2 separate regions of the Homo sapiens genome follow, and region 1 is linked to region 2. A link is a loop called in an ENCODE intact Hi-C map of the cell type or tissue named here. Cell type or tissue: CD14-positive monocyte. All regions are shown on one strand. Links, peaks and the distances in the headings refer to the core of each region. The heading gives the core; the rest is flanking DNA.

Region 1 (7,863 bases), core at 1,888-5,887, 400 kb before region 2:
CACACCCAGCTGATTTTTGTATTCTTAGTAGAGACAGGGTTTCCCCATGTTGGCCAGGCTGGTCTCAAACTCCTGACCTCAAGTGATCCGCCTGCATTGGCCTCCCAAAGTGCTGAAATTACAGGCGTGAGCTACCGCGCCCGGTCCCCATTCTTTCAAGTTTTCATCAATCATAAACATACCCAAAACATCAAATGAAGCTTTATTAAGGGGTGCCTAATAATTTCCAACATTAGCTACTCCCAAAGCTATTACCTGATTTGGAGAATGCTGCTTGAACTCACATCTAAATTTGGCCTTCCAGGCTGAGCAGTGTGGCTCATGCCTGTAATTCTAGCACTTTGGGTGGCTGAGGCAGGAGGATCGCTTGAGCCCATGAGTTTGTGACCAGCCTGGGCAACAAGGCAAGATCCCGTCTCTACTAAATATTAAATATATATATATATATATGTAAAAATTTGGCCTTTCTACTATCTCCCTCCAAATCCCAATTTGGAGTTCTGCATTTAGGAAAGACGGTTTCCAAGATGGACAGTTACTCCAGCCAGCTGCATGGAGAGCCAAAGTCTGCCTTACAGACATAGTCTCAAATAGAACAGAGGACCAGAAAGCAGCCTCCACACCTGCTCTTAGAAAGGAGGTTTTGTGCCCAACCCTGTTTCTCCATCTTTAAGGCCAAGGAATCTCACATGCTAGGATGTGGTCCTGCCTGAGTGGATGGCAGGCACCTTCCAATCAAATCAGCCCCTTCCTCCTTCCTCCTGGGTTTGGGGATTGGAGAGAAGCATGGCAGCTCCTACCCAGCCCTCTCCCTTGTGATCTAGTATTGGTAAGCATTCCCTGCTCTACGGACCTAGGCAGAAAGTGAAGAGAGGGGGAAAGAATAATTTGCATTACTGAGAGAGGCCATGCTTTGATGACTAGTTGGATAATAGAAGGTAAAACTAAAGTGATAGACTTACTGAAGACTGATTTGAAATATAGAGCAAGTATCCAGAAATGATCAAAGTTCTTTTTCACGATTGTACTTTGCTAAGCTCCTGTGTCTCTGGAGCTCAGAGTGTTGCCACAGCTTGGTATATATGGGCTAAGCAGGGCCAGTCTCTGCTCTAAGGAGCATTCACTATGTCACCACCACTTGACATTGGAAAAGCACTTTCCTCTTGTCCAATCACTTGGCCAGTGTGAACTCTGTGTGTCTTAACTCTTTAAGAGGCAAGTCAGTCAGGAAGTAGCCCCCTTGCCAAAGCAGGAATTTTACTTACAGCATGGATTCTAAGCAGGCCAGTGATTTTGCACACTGTCAGGGAGCACCCTTCATGATAAAAGCAACGTGCCTGGGGCCCCCGGAGTTGTGCAAGGCAGCCCTGGTCTGTGGTAGCAGGCCTGGGTGCTGACTCATGTAGGCAACCCCATTTTCCTTTTTCACCTTTTGCGCCATCTCTTTGGCCCTCAGAAGCTTATATATCCAGTTACAGACCGTTGAGGCAGTCAGGAGAGGCCGGTTTGCCCAGAGCTGACCTAACATATCTGTCAGTACAGGCTGACATGGCCTGGACATGAGTCTACTGTTCTCTCTCCTCCTCCCTGCTACCCTTCCTAGCCAGCTCCTACCCTGCCCAGCTTCTCCCTGGCCCAGGATCACAGAGGGGGACCACCAGCTCCCCCGCCGTGGGGATGGCTAGCTTGAGCAAGCCTAAGAAGATCCTCAGCACACCCCTTTAAGGGGTGAGGAGTGACCTAAGCCTGGTAGGGCCAACATAGTTAGGCACACTTGGGAGGGTGTACGAGTCCCTCATCCATGGACCCAAGATCAGAGGTGCCACTCGTGACTGGTGTGGCCTGACTTCTCAGAGCCCAAGGGCACAGATTCACTGCTACTTCAGCAACAAAGGCAGGGAAATGTGTTGGATTTCTGCAGATTGCTCATGCTTTACAGTATCCCCATCTGCGGGGATACATTCCAAGACCCTCCCCCTCCCCCCGCAGTGGAGGCCTGAAGTCGCATATAGTACTGAACCCTTTATATCTGTTTTCTCCATCTGATAACCGAGACAGCTACTAAGTGACTCAAGGGCAGGTAGTGTACGCAGTCTGGATAGGCTGGACTAAGGGATGAGGCACATCCCCAGTGGAATGGCGTAAGATTTCATCATGCTACTCAGAACGGTGCAAAATGTAAAACTTATGAATTATTTATTTCTGGAATTTTTCATTTAAATTTTTGGACAGCAGTTGGCCACAGATAATTGAAATCATTGAAAGCAAAAGCATGGATAAGGGGGACTACTGTACTTGTTAAGGTTGAGGACTCCAGAAGTCAGAAGAGGCCTTCAGGCCACCTGGTACAGTCCATTGCCCTGAGCTGTGTCCCCATCCCTCTCCTCACAGGTGGGGAAGCTGGTCACCAGCTCATGCTGTTGGAAGGGTCTTCCTTATGTGGTCTCCCCGGGCCTTGGTGCTGCTTCTGCCCCACAGGGTGGGGGCAAGTGGTAGTCTGGGTGTGGAAAGGTGTGTGGTGGTCCAGAGCATGTGTGTGGAAGTCGGAAGGCAGGGATTCAGATTCCACCCTGCTAGTTCTTAACTGTGCAAATGGGCAATTTGCTTAACCTCCCAGTGCCTTCTGAGTTACTTTGAGGATCTAGTGAACTAATGAATGTAAAGCAGCTGGCATAGTGCTTGGCTTAAAGTAAGCACCCAGTAATTTACAAAGAAAAGAATCTTAATAGATAGATATTCAAGCACCGTGTTCAGCACTTTTCATACATCTCATTCAATCCTCAAAGAATTATGTGTTATTCTCCCTCTTTTGTAGATGAAGAAACTGAGACTCAGAGATATTCAGTGACTTTGTCAAATTCACCCAGCTAGTACACAAAGATTGGAGTCCAGGTCTGTCTGACTCCAGAGTCCGTGCTTTTCTACCCTGCTGTGCTGCCTTCCAGAACAACTCTGCCCCTTCTTATATTTTGAGATTGTTATCATGTTCTTCCTGAGCCTTCCCTTCTCCAGGCTAATCTACCCCCATTTCCTTCTCTGAATCAAAAATGCCCTTCATTTGGTGTGATCTGAAAGCTGTGTGCAGACCTCTGGGCTGCTCTGTTTGTTGTCCAATTCTCACTTGAGCTATGGGTTTTTTGCTGTGATGAGGCCATGCACAGTCCCTGGAGGCACGAAGGCCTGTGGCATTGGCCTCTCCTGCAGTGACCGCCAGGCCTTGTCAGCAGAGCTGGCTACTGTCAGGTACCCGGCCAGCCTTGGTGGTTAGCCATGGTTGTCTATGAAAGGCCACTGTCTAAGATTCCAGTGAGTGAAGTTTTTAATTTTCTTTTATACTTATTTATATCTTAATATCTTAGTCATCTCAGGAACCTTTACAAGTGCTTCATAATAAATAATGAGGAGAACTTTAAATCTACAAAATTGTGACCACTTAGCTGTGAGGTGAAAAACTGGAATAGCTGGTTGAGTACAAAATTGTTCGAGACTCCATTCTTATCCCTGGCAGTGGTGCTAATCCATGTTCTCTTGGACTAGCACTGATCGCAAGTGCTATTGAGCTGGTTTAGGGAACCCCTAGAAGTAGCCAAACTGTGGGACTGTCACATATTTAATGGCAAAAGAAATGCTAACATTTAGACTTTCCTGCTGTAGAATCCGTTCGAAATACCCCCAGCACTGACACCATGCCAGCCTCTTCGTCTCAAACATGCTGCACTGATCACCAGGACCCTGAAGGTGCTACCAGCTCCTCTTACTTGGCCAGCTCCCAAGAGGAAGATTCAGGCCAGAGTCTTCCCACTGCCCATGTTCGCCCTTCCCACCCATTGAAGAGCTTCGCCGTGCCAGCAATCCCGCCTCCAGGACCTCCCACCTATGATCCTGCATTGCCAAGCACACCATTACTGTCCCAGCAAGGTGAGTGAGGATGGCAGCACACCTGGAGGGAGCACACCTGGAGTGACCCTTTGGCTCAAGCTTGGGACAAAGCCACCCCTTCTTTGAAGTATAGCAAAGCAAATATCCTCCAAGCCTATCTTAGCAATTCTGTTAGCGTAGCAGTGTGCCATTGCCCCGCCCAGGAAGTTTATGGCCTCCCCTTTTCTGGGAACACTTACAAACCGGAGAATAATTTGCTGGGAACCAAGGGCTGACCTTTTGAATTGTGTTTTATGTGCAGCACCTTTGGTGGTAAGTCCAATGGCATGGGAATGGATAGCAGATCTAGTCTGCCCAGACCCCTGGAATCACCTCACTTCGTAAGGTCCCTGCAAACTAGAGAAGGGATCAGGGAGGCCAAGGCTTGGACTCATAGGGTGGTGAAAGCAGAAGTAACCTCAGAATAGGGAAAGGAATCCTGTGAAGGGAAAGTCATTTACCCAAATCCACACAGCTCAGTAACAGTCCCCTGACCTCAAAGGCATGCTTGCTTTCTGCTCTTCCAAATTGTTACCTATTCATTTGCTTTAGAATAAGCCAGTGGTTTTCAAAATTTCTGGTCTCAGTATCCCTTTATAGCTTAAAAGCTATTGAGCACCTAAAAGAGCTTTTCTTCATATGGGTTATATCTATCAATATTTACCATATTAAAATTAAAACTAAGAAATTTTTAAAGTATTTTATTCATTTAAAAAAGCAAGTATCTATCATGTTAAGATAAGTAGCATATTTTTATGAAAAACAACTATTTTCCTTTTTTTTTTTTTATTTGGGATGGAGTCTCGCTCTGTCACCCAGGCTGGAGTACAGTGGGGCAATCTCGGCTCACTGCAAGCTCCGACTCCCGGGTTCACGCCATTCTCCTGCCTTAGCCTCCCAAGCAGCTGGGACTACAGGTGCCCACCACCATGCGCAGCTAATTTTTTGTGTATTTAGTAGAGACGGGGTTTCACCACATTAGCCAGGATGGTCTTGATCTCCTGACCTCGTGATCCGCCCACCTCGGCCTCCCAAAGTGCTGGGAATATAGGCGTGAGCCACTGCGCCCAGCCGAAAAGCAACTATTTTCAAAACAAAAATATAGTGAGAAGAGTCGTTTTATTTTTTGCAGATCTCTTTAATGTCTGGCTTAATAGAAGACAGCTGGATTTTCCTATCTGCTTCTGCATTCAATCTGTTGCAATATGGTGTTTTGGTTGAAATATAAGAAGAAAATCTGGCCTAACAGATATGTAATTGGAAAAGGGAAGAGTATTTTTATAACCTTTTCAGATAATTGTGGATATTCTTTTTTGATACTACAGCAAAACTCAGCAAGTTGTAGTTTTTTAAAGGTTTGTTTGTAAAGTGAAATCTGAAACCTTATCTATGAAATATTCATACTTCATTCCATTGAAATTCATTCATCTGTCTTGCATTTAATGCATGATACTAAAATATCACACATCGGTCATTTAGAAAATATTGGTCCACTACATTATGCAAATTCTGCAAATAGTGATACATTTCATTATCCAGTATCTAAAAACATATTCATTAATATCATCAAAATGTGTAAGTATTAAGTTCTCAAGACCATGGTGGCGGATGCAAGTTTTCCAAAATCCTGATTTTTACTTAAAACTTAAATTTTATCATTGGCAAGAAACACTATCCATTGTGTTCCTTGAATTGACAGGCTCACTTTGTTCATTTTCTAAAAGATGTCTCAAGAACCAGTTTGTCTGTCTTTGAACTAACAGTGATATTCCATGATAAAAACATTCAACTCAAAACTCAAAACTATCACAAGTACCTTTATTTAAGACAGCTGTTGGCCGGGCGCGGTGGCTCACGCTTGTAATCCCAGCACTTCGGGAGGCCGAGGCGGGTAGATCACCTGAGGTCAGGAGTTCAAGACCAGCCTGGCCACCATGGTGAAACCCCGCCTCTACTAAAAATACAAAAAGTTAGCCGGGTGTGGTAGCAGACACCTGTAATCCCAGCTACTCGGGAGGCTGAGGCTGGAGAATCACTTGAACCCGGGAGGTGGAGGTTGCAGTGAGCAGAGGTTGCTCCACTGCACTCCAGCCTGGGCAACAAGGAGAGACTCCGTCTCAAAAAAAAAGACAGCTGTCATACTTTGCACACAGCTGAAGTACTTTATGCATACTTTCCATTTTGTCACATACAGTAAGGTCAAGATTTAGTAAAATAAAAAATATGTATTCCTTTATTAAGGATGGTTCTTAGTGAAACTGGCTTTTTTAAACTGCACGTGCGTGTCAGTGAATGGCTTTACAGTTTGGCACCACTGCCTTAATTTGTGCTAAGGCTCCAGCAGCTCACCCACTATTGCCTTTGTATCCTCAGTGCAAAGGCAAACACAGTGGAAAGGCAAATAATGTCTTACTATAAAGAGAGCTTTGGCCTTCCAGATATCCTGCAAGGGTTTGTGGACTACCACACTTTGAGAACCACTGGACTAGGATATTGGTTTTCTAGAGACAGTGGAATATTTTCTCTGGCCTCATGAATGCCCTGCTATCTCCCTCCTTCCCTCTTATTCCAGTAACTTTTCAGAGCAGTATCCCTGCACTGGGTCTGTATGTCTCTCTCACCCCGAAGCAGCACTTGGACCTTAGGGCCTTCATGAGGTCTAGGGGAGGCAGGCTTGGCCACATATCTGATGGTGCCCTTTCCCCTCAGCTCTGAACCATCACATTCACTCAGTGAAGACAGCCTCCATCGGGACTCTAGGAAGGAGCCGGCCTCCTATGCCAGTGGTTGTTCCCAGTGCCCCTGAAGTGCAGGAGACCACAAGGATGTTGGAAGACTCCGAGAGTGTAAGTTCGTGGGGCCATCAGTCCAGCCAGATTGCCTGGGAACATGCCCCAGGGCCTGAGACTGCTGGTCAAGCTGATAATCTGTGCATACCAGGCCCGCCACCCAGAACTATGAAGCAGATACACTCATTCATTCAGTAGATACAGTGTTGAGCATCTCTTCTGAGCCGGGAACTGTGCTGAGGACTTGGTGTGCTTTCTTTCCCATATCCACTCTTTTTTTTTTTTGAGACAGAATCTTGCTCTGTCTCCCAGGCTGGAATACAGTGGCATGATCTCGGCTCACTACAACGTCTGCGTCCTGGGTTCAAGGGATTCTCCTGCCTCAGCCTCCTGAGTAGCTGGAACTACAGGCACCCATCACCATGCCTGGCTATTGTTTTGTATTTTTAATAGAGATGGGGTTTCACTATGTTGGCCAGGCTGGTCTTGAACTCCCTACCTCAGGTGATCCACCTGCCTCAGCCTCCCAAAGTGCTGGGATAACAGGCGTGAGCCACCACGCTCGGCCCCCATATCCACTCTTGAACATCTTAAATTAGCTTTTCACACTAGCCCAGCTAATGGCCCCTTCCCCCACATCCTGCCTGCCTTTTAGTTCTGTCCCTTCTGTCATTGTTCTTTTCTTGGTTTGAACCATCCATACATTCCCTCAGTTCTACTCTGTGACCTTTCCTGAGCAAGATGCTGGAGGAGAAAGTGCCTGAGTGGTTGTTCTCGAAACAAAAATCACCAGGGTCTTTCTTTGATCTTTCACTCTCAAACTCCAGTAAAAATGTTTTGCCTCTGAATTTCCAGGTACAGGATTCTCTAAGCGGAAAGCTTGGGGCCCAGAGATCCAGGGACATACCAACTGTGCTGACTGGGGCAGAGACCTAGAAGGGGCAAGCAGTGGGCCTTCTGGCCTGTGAAGTCATTGTGACCCTGGGGAGTATGTGTTGGGAGAAAGGCATTGTGCATTATCAGGAAACGGGATCCTAGTGACCTTGGGTCTATCCTGCTACTTTCCACTCTTCTGAGCCACCCTGCGTGTTAGTAGCCAGTTTTCTGGGGCCATTTGACTACTGACCACATGAGGCTTTGGCCTCTCTCTGGGCTC
Region 2 (7,466 bases), core at 3,467-7,466:
GCAGACAGGCAGTGTCAGGAGGACGGGTCTCTGGAGTTCAGGAAAGGGTTACCTTTCCCAGCGCGGCTACCTGGGGAGCTGCTCATGACTTTTCAGGGATCATCTCTGGGGTTATCATGCCTCTGAGGTGCCTCCAATTCGCCCTGACCATATCATAAATAGTATACTATACCAAACTGCAGTGATCTAACTGCATGTCCCCCTTCCCTATTAGAATCTGCTCCTTGAGGACAGACGTGTACCTTAGTTATCTCTCTGCCCCTAGTACGTCCCTACCAGGAACTCCGTAAGTAGTGAAATGAATTACTAAAGACATGAATGCATGTGGATTCAAGGACTCCTTCGGTTGCAGACAATAGAAACTTAGTTCAAACTGGTTTAAGGGAAAAAAAATGATTGGCTCAAATATCTGGGCGGTCTAGGTCTGCAGCTTGCTTCAGGCATAGCTGGATCCAGGGACTTGTCTGACATTTTCAGAACTTTGTGTCTTTCTGACCCTTTTTGTCCCTTTGTGGGAAGTGTTGCCCAAGGAGCCCCTGCGGGGATTGGGAGGAAGTAGGGGGTTAGGAGGAAGTGGAGTGATGTGGGTGATTATGGTGGGGGGCAAGGAGACCCTCTTGGGCATCCCCAGGCCCAGGGCATTTTGGCCCTGAGCCCAGGTGCAGTCTGGATTTGTTGTAGCTTTCTGAGGGCACATCTTGGGTCATCTCTTGGGAGCCTCCCTGTGGCCCTGCTTCTGCAGGGTTGGATGCCCTTGCTGTACCTTAGGCTGAGGACAGCCTGACCCCTCTCTCCTGCTGCTCTGTGAAAGCCGAAGGTGCTCTGTGGTTTTGGGATAGAGCAGGAAGGAGAAGGACGAGGAGTGGGCACTGGCAGGTGACTCACCGGGACGGGTGGCACATGCTGACTCCAGGGCAGGTCCCGGCTGGGGATGAGATTCCCCTTTGTGGAAAACATGGGTGGAGGGGGTGGTACGCAGGCAGCATGAGGCCTGCGTGGCTCCACGTGGCTCTGGGTCCCGGGCCGACCAGCTCTGTGTTCACAGGACACTCTCCCATTCTCCAGGGAGCACTTCCTTTCTGAGCTCTGTCTCTTTCTCCTGTCCTCAGCTCCTCCAGGCCCAGCTGTCAGCGTAGGGGTCTCTGGGTGCCGTGGACTCTTCTGGTCTCTTTGCTTCTGGGCTGTCAAACTGCTTCTCTCCAGGGCAGGTTTCCAGGATCCAGAGTCTAGGAAAGGAATGAAAGGGAGCAAGTCCAGGGCGCAGCCCTGGAAGTCCCTCATCTTCCCTCTGGAGGGAAGCGCAGCTCGGCCCTGGGAGAGCCTGGGTAGGTCTGATCAGGGGAGGTGCCCTCTGCTCCCTGTACCTGCCCAGAGTGGCAGGAATTAGCCTGATATATGAAGGAGACAATTATATGAAGAGTCTTGAGTACCAGGCAGAGGAATGGGGTCTGACTTCTATAGTGAATGGGGAGCCATGGGAAGTTCTTGAGCAGGGGAGGGACATGAGCAGATTCCTGTCTTAGGTCCTAAGAGAAGGCACCTTAGAGAATGGGGCTGGCAGGGAAAGAGAGGAGCAAGCAGGGCCAGTGAGGGGGGTGATGGGTCAGGGTGGGAGATGGAAGCTTGAGAAGCAGTGTGGAGAGTGAGGGAGGCGGCCCAGGAAGAACCCACAGGCCTTGGTTCTGTCTGGGGTTAAAGAGAGGCAGGGAGATGTGGAATCTGGGCGTTCGTTCATCCTTAGCCCTGGTGCTTCCCGCAGGGGTTGGGCAGGTCCTGCAGGCAGCTGCCTGCTGGATCTTCCTGTGGGCCTCAGGGTGGCCCTTGTGGGGCAGGATGTGGTGCCTGCCAAAGGTGCTTTATGAATGGAGCCGGGGAAGGCTGCTGACTCAGCAGGCAGTAAGGCTTTGAGGCCGGAAGCGTCTGGAAAGGAAGTGGCTGCTCAGGGCTTCCCCACTGTAGACAGCTGGGAGAGAAGGGGGGCTGGCCAGGATGCACATGGTTTGGCTGAGGGACTCCCTTGGCCCAGCTGCTGGGGGTGTGTGTGTGTAGGAGTGGAGGGTGGCGGGGGGCGGGTGTGCCTGGCTGGGATTGGAAGGATTGAGGCTGGGCGCCTGGAATGGAATTGAGGCTAGCAGCTGTTGATGAGGTTTGCTCCGTGGAAGGGTGGAAAGGTGTAGCAGAATTGGACTCTTTTTGGCTGTGCTGACTGGCAAATTACTTGACATTAACAAAGTCACTTATCTGGGCTTTAATTTTTTTTTTTTTTTTTTTGAGACAGAGTCTTGCAGTATCGCCCAGACTGGAGTACAGTGGCGCGATTTCCACTCACTACAACCTCCGCCTCCTGGGTTCAAGCAATTCTCCTGCCTCAGCCTCCTGAGTAGCTGGTATTACAGGCCTGAGCCACCACGCCCAGCTAATGTTTATATTTTTAGTAGACACAGGGTTTCACCATGTTGGTCAGGCTGGTCTCAAACTCCTGACCTCGTGATCCACCCACCTCGGCCTCCCAAAGTGCTGGGATTACAGGCATGAGCCACCACACCCAGCCATGGGCTTTAATTTTTTAAAGTCCTGCAAAAATAGGACCAAGTGTTACAGCCTATCTCCCAGGGTATTAGGAGGACGTGAAATCATTTCTATTCTTGTTGATCAGTGTTGGTTGGCATAGATGTGGCTTGATCAGGACATGGCACAAATGTTTAGGCAGCAGCTGTGGGACTCAGGGACAAGGTGTGTGCAGCCTGGAGGGTGGCTGGGATTGGGAGCAGGGCTGGATTTAGGGATGTCTGCCCTTCTCATCCCCAGCTCAGGCCTGACCTGCAGCCACAGACTTGCCTCTTACTCAGTCCTGACTCCAGCCTTGAGGTCATCCCCAAGTCCTTGCCTCTTCCACTTCTGATCTGTCTTGGTCACTCAATACAGATGTGTTAAGCTAGCAAATGTTCTCTCTCTGCATTCCCACACTCATACACCTAGTCGCCTCCTAAAACTCTGTCCTAGAAGCTTCTTTGCAAATACTGCTGATTTCACACAAGCTATACTGAACCCTTCCATTTTCTCTGCCTCAGTGAATGCTCCACCCTGTCACTGAGGCTCAAAACCACGGCCAACCTGACTGCTCTTTCTCTCTACCCAAGTCCTCAGATACTGTCACTTTTACCCAGACATGCTTTGTCTCCTGTCTGGCCCTTCATTTATTCCACCACTATACCTTCCTACAGGGATGGCTATATTAGCCTCTTTTTTTATTTTTATTTTTTGAGATCGAGTCTGGCTCTGTCACCCAGTCTGGAGTGCAGTGGTGCAATCTTGGCTTACTGCAACCTCTGCCTCCTGGGTTCTAGCAATTCTCCTGCCTCACCCTCCCAAGTAGCTGGGATTACAGGTGCCCACCACCATGCCCAGCTAATTATTTGTATTTTTAGTAGAGATGGGGTTTCACCATGTTGTTCAAACCGGTCACAAACTCCTGACTTCAAGTGATTCGCCTGCCTCAGCCTCCCAAAGTGCTGGGATTACAGGCATGAGCCACTGCACTCAGCCTGAAATAGCCTCTTAACTGGCCTCTCCCTTGCCCTGATACAATCCAGTCTATGCTGAGGAGCTAGAGTGGGTTTTAAACATTGTTACCTAGATTATGTGTGATTAAAATGCTCCCCAGTGATTCCCATTACTCATAGAAAAACCCAAATTCCTCACTGGTCTCTCAAAGCCCTGCTTGATCTGGCTGAAACATACCCTCCCATCAGATAGCGGGTGGAGGTGCTGTCAGATTAATCTTCATGAAGCTCAGCTCTGACCGTGTATTTCCCTTATTCAGGAAGCTTCAGTGGCTCTCAACTGCCTTTAGGATACATTTCACACCTGTCAGCCCATCTCTAAGTCTGGCCCCCACAGGAGCTCCTGCTCTGCCCTACCAGCTACTGTCTGCCAAATTGATCTGCACACATCCTAGCCCCAGAGCAAGCCAACCTTGCCTTCACTTGCCGCCTTGCCTCCTCTTCCTTATATTTGGATACTAACATCTTAGCTGAAAGGGTGGATCCCAGCTGCCCCCTACCCCATCTTCCCTGTCAGGCCTCCCCAGGGACTCCCTGCCAAGCATCTGTCACCAAGATTCCTCAGCAGGGGGCCCGGTGGGATATGGGAATGAGGACCTCCCAGTGGGCAGTTGCAGCCTTCCCCACTCTGGTCCAGGAGAGATGAGGCAAGAGATGGTCTGGGGAGAACCTTTGGAGACAAAGGCCTTGCGTCCTCTTTCTCCCAGGCAGGGGCAGCCTTCCACCACGGGGAGCCCAGCTGTCAGCCGCCTCACAGGAAGATGCTGCGTCGGCGGGGCAGCCCTGGCATGGGTGTGCATGTGGGTGCAGCCCTGGGAGCACTGTGGTTCTGCCTCACAGGTGAGGGTAGCAGCATGGGGACGGGAGGGGAGGGACAGTGATTGTGGCAGTTGGGGAGGGGGTGCCCACGCCTGTTAGGGGTCCTGCCAAGCCAGCTCTGGCTAGCAGGGCCATACCTTACTTCCACCTGTGGGATCCAGTAGGCAACTCACGTTACTGTTCTTAGCCTCCATTTCCTTGTCTGTAAAATGGGAACATGAGTGCTAAATGAGATCGTGCTATTTCTTGAATACACTGTGTGCGCCCCCTCCCAGGACCTTTCCACTTGCTCTTTCCTCTGCCTGGAACTTTCTGCCCCTAAACGTCTGCATGACTGGATCCCATATTTTGTGGAGGTCTTTGCTCAATGTCACCTCCTCTCAAGGCTCTCCTAGCTCCCTTGTATAAAATAGCACACCTCCGCTCCTCCCTCCCTATCCCTGGCCTCCCTGCGTTATTCTGCCTAGATTCGCCCCCACCTGGCGTTTGCTTGCTTCCTCCCTGTTCAAAGAGCAGGGTCCATCTCAGGGCCAGAGCGGCTGTTGCATAGTAGGTGCCCAATAACTGTGTAGAATAAACGATGTGACTCTCCCCACACGGTGCTTGGCACACAGGAAGCACTCAATAATAATAGCTACTTTAATAACAATATCCTCATCACATTTCAAATTCTCATCAGCATCTCTGCTCTGAGACGGCTTCCTCCGTGGGGAAGACAAAGCTGAGGGTCTGGCGCCATCTTGTGGCCATAAAGAAGTGCCTGTCTCTACCCACGGCTGCTCTGATTTCTCTAGAGCAAGAAAGGGTTTTGTCTGGGTGACTTACCAGGTTTCATTCCCCCAAATGTCCCCTCCAAGGGGCACCCTGGTTCGACTGACAGGGCATGAGAACTGGCCTGGGGCACCAGGGGTTTCAGCAAGAGATCCAAGGCTAGCTTAAGAACTTTAGAGATCTCTAGGTACTGCAAAGATTATGATACTGAGTATGATTCACAATAAAAATAATAACCATAAAGTCAATGTTATTTTTCTAAATGCAGGAAACCTTTAATGAGTGCTGTATTCAATTAGCATTGTTTCAAGGTTGATCTTCCCACATTTTGAGTGTGCCTGCTTTGCTAGTGCTCGAAGCACACAATCTAACCATTACCGGAGAATGGTAGTGCCAGGGTGGGGGGGTTCGCTTCCCCTCCTCCCCTCCTCCTCCTCCTCTTTTTTTTTTTTTGAGATGGGGTCTTGCTCTGTTGCCAAGGATGGAGTGCAGTGGCGCGATCTCGGCTCACTGCAACCTCCACCTCCCAGGTTCAAGCAATTCTCCTGCCTCAGCCTCCTGAGTAGCTGGGATTACAGGTGTGTTCCACCACCCCTGGCTATTTTTTAGTAGAGGTGGGGTTTCACCATATCTGCTAGGCTGGTCTCGAACGCCTGACCTCAGGTGATCCACCTGCCTCGGCCTCCCATGCCGGGCCTTTTCCCCTCACTTCTGACTCATCAGCAAGTCCTGTTGATTCCCTCCTAAATAAACCTTGAATCTGATCCCTCTCTTCTTCTCTACTACCACCCTTTGAAGCCACACCACCCTCACCTCTTACAGGGACAGCTGAAACCGCCCCTAACTGGCCTCCCCCTTGCCCTGCCACAGTCCAGTCTCCACAGAGGAGCTAGAGTGAGTTTTAAGCATTGCTACTCAGATTATGCGTGATTAAAACACTCCCCAGTGATTCCCATTACTCATAGAAAAAGTTAGATTCCTCACTGGTCTCTTCAAGTCATCTTTGGTCTGGGTGGGACATGCCCTCCCATCAGATGTGTCTGCCACACTGGACGCTCCCCGATATTTTCACACAGCAAGGCCAGTCTTGCCTCAGGGCCTTCCACCTGCTGTTTCCTCTACGGGGTTCTCTGTATGTCAGCTCTTTTTCATTCCCTATAAATTTCAGCTTAATTGCTTTAAAGAGCATGTGCCTCACCACCATATTTAAAGGTACGGGTATTCTTTCTTGTATAAAAACAAATCGTGTTTCGTTAGGAAAAGAAAAAAAAAGAAAAAAAGAAAAAGCACTTGTGATTCTCTCTCCTCCAGAGAAACCACTATTGACATTTTTGGTGGATACTTTTTTGGACTCCCCAATTTATAACATTACTTACGCTCATGGGGAAATGCACATGGTGCAGGCAGGTGTAAAGTACCTGCCAGATTTTTGAAAAGCTGTTGCTTTACTTACTAACCTGCTGGCTCCTTTTCCTCACATACCTTAGTCACATGCTGACGAGAATCTGTGTGCCCATTTGTCTCTCTCTCCCATTAAAATGTAAGTTCTGTGGGGATGTGACCGTAGTATTGCTCTCTGTTGCATTTCTGACTTTTATGCTTGGCACCTGTAGGTGCTGACTATATTCTTGACTGAATGAGGTCCTAAGACAATAAATTACTTTGGGTCTCAGGCCTAAAAGGAGGGGTGGACAGGGCCTGGGGTTAGCAGGGGCAGGGAGCGGGACTAGGGAGGCCCACCCCTCCTCAGTCCCCCTTATATGTTCTCCACTCCCCCTACCCCCAGGAGCCCTGGAGGTCCAGGTCCCTGAAGACCCAGTGGTGGCACTGGTGGGCACCGATGCCACCCTGTGCTGCTCCTTCTCCCCTGAGCCTGGCTTCAGCCTGGCACAGCTCAACCTCATCTGGCAGCTGACAGATACCAAACAGCTGGTGCACAGCTTTGCTGAGGGCCAGGACCAGGGCAGCGCCTATGCCAACCGCACGGCCCTCTTCCCGGACCTGCTGGCACAGGGCAACGCATCCCTGAGGCTGCAGCGCGTGCGTGTGGCGGACGAGGGCAGCTTCACCTGCTTCGTGAGCATCCGGGATTTCGGCAGCGCTGCCGTCAGCCTGCAGGTGGCCGGTGAGCACCAGGAGGGGGACGCCTTCCCCTTAGTTCACCCTCCATTCCCCCTGCAGCCCACCCCCTGCTGCACCACTGCTCCCAGAACCCCAGTGCTGATTCCTGTACTCAGCCCCATGCATCCTTTTCGTCCTCTGCCATTGCCCTGCCCTTGACCCCTGCCCTCTGTCACCTCCAGCTCCCTACTC

The links. A loop is a pair of places that touch in the nucleus more often than their neighbours do. Peaks named below come from ENCODE experiments on the same cell type or tissue, not always from the same donor. Only the 100,000 strongest peaks of a DNase experiment are listed, where the experiment ranks them.
Region 1: it touches region 2 in a loop (3-fold over the local background); 34 of 110 quality-filtered maps call a loop at or near these places.

The regions. Positions count from the first base shown.
Region 1 is chr15:73,294,694-73,302,556 of GRCh38, forward strand. NEO1 (neogenin 1) reads left to right here. Exons shown (of 29, transcript NM_002499.4): 27 at 3,655-3,918; 28 at 6,628-6,764. It overlaps MIR12135 (microRNA 12135), which reads left to right and starts at 5,217; the gene lies at 5,217-5,286. In CD14-positive monocyte, for the core only: no CTCF peak of the experiment used is centred there; a DNase peak (open chromatin) is centred at 4,338; H3K27ac peaks cover 1,517 bases.
Region 2 is chr15:73,695,316-73,702,781 of GRCh38, forward strand. CD276 (CD276 molecule) reads left to right here. Exons shown (of 10, transcript NM_001024736.2): 2 at 4,271-4,403; 3 at 6,940-7,278; 4 at 7,457-7,466. The coding sequence starts at 4,325. Among named protein-coding and RNA genes, the nearest start is that of CD276, 15 kb to the left of the region's middle. RefSeq lists enhancers at 778-1,289, 1,290-1,802, 1,733-2,027, 1,803-2,313, 6,691-7,412 and a silencer at 5,090-5,139. In CD14-positive monocyte, for the core only: CTCF peaks have their summits at 5,136 (motif pointing left) and 5,336; a DNase peak (open chromatin) is centred at 5,116; H3K27me3 peaks cover 648 bases.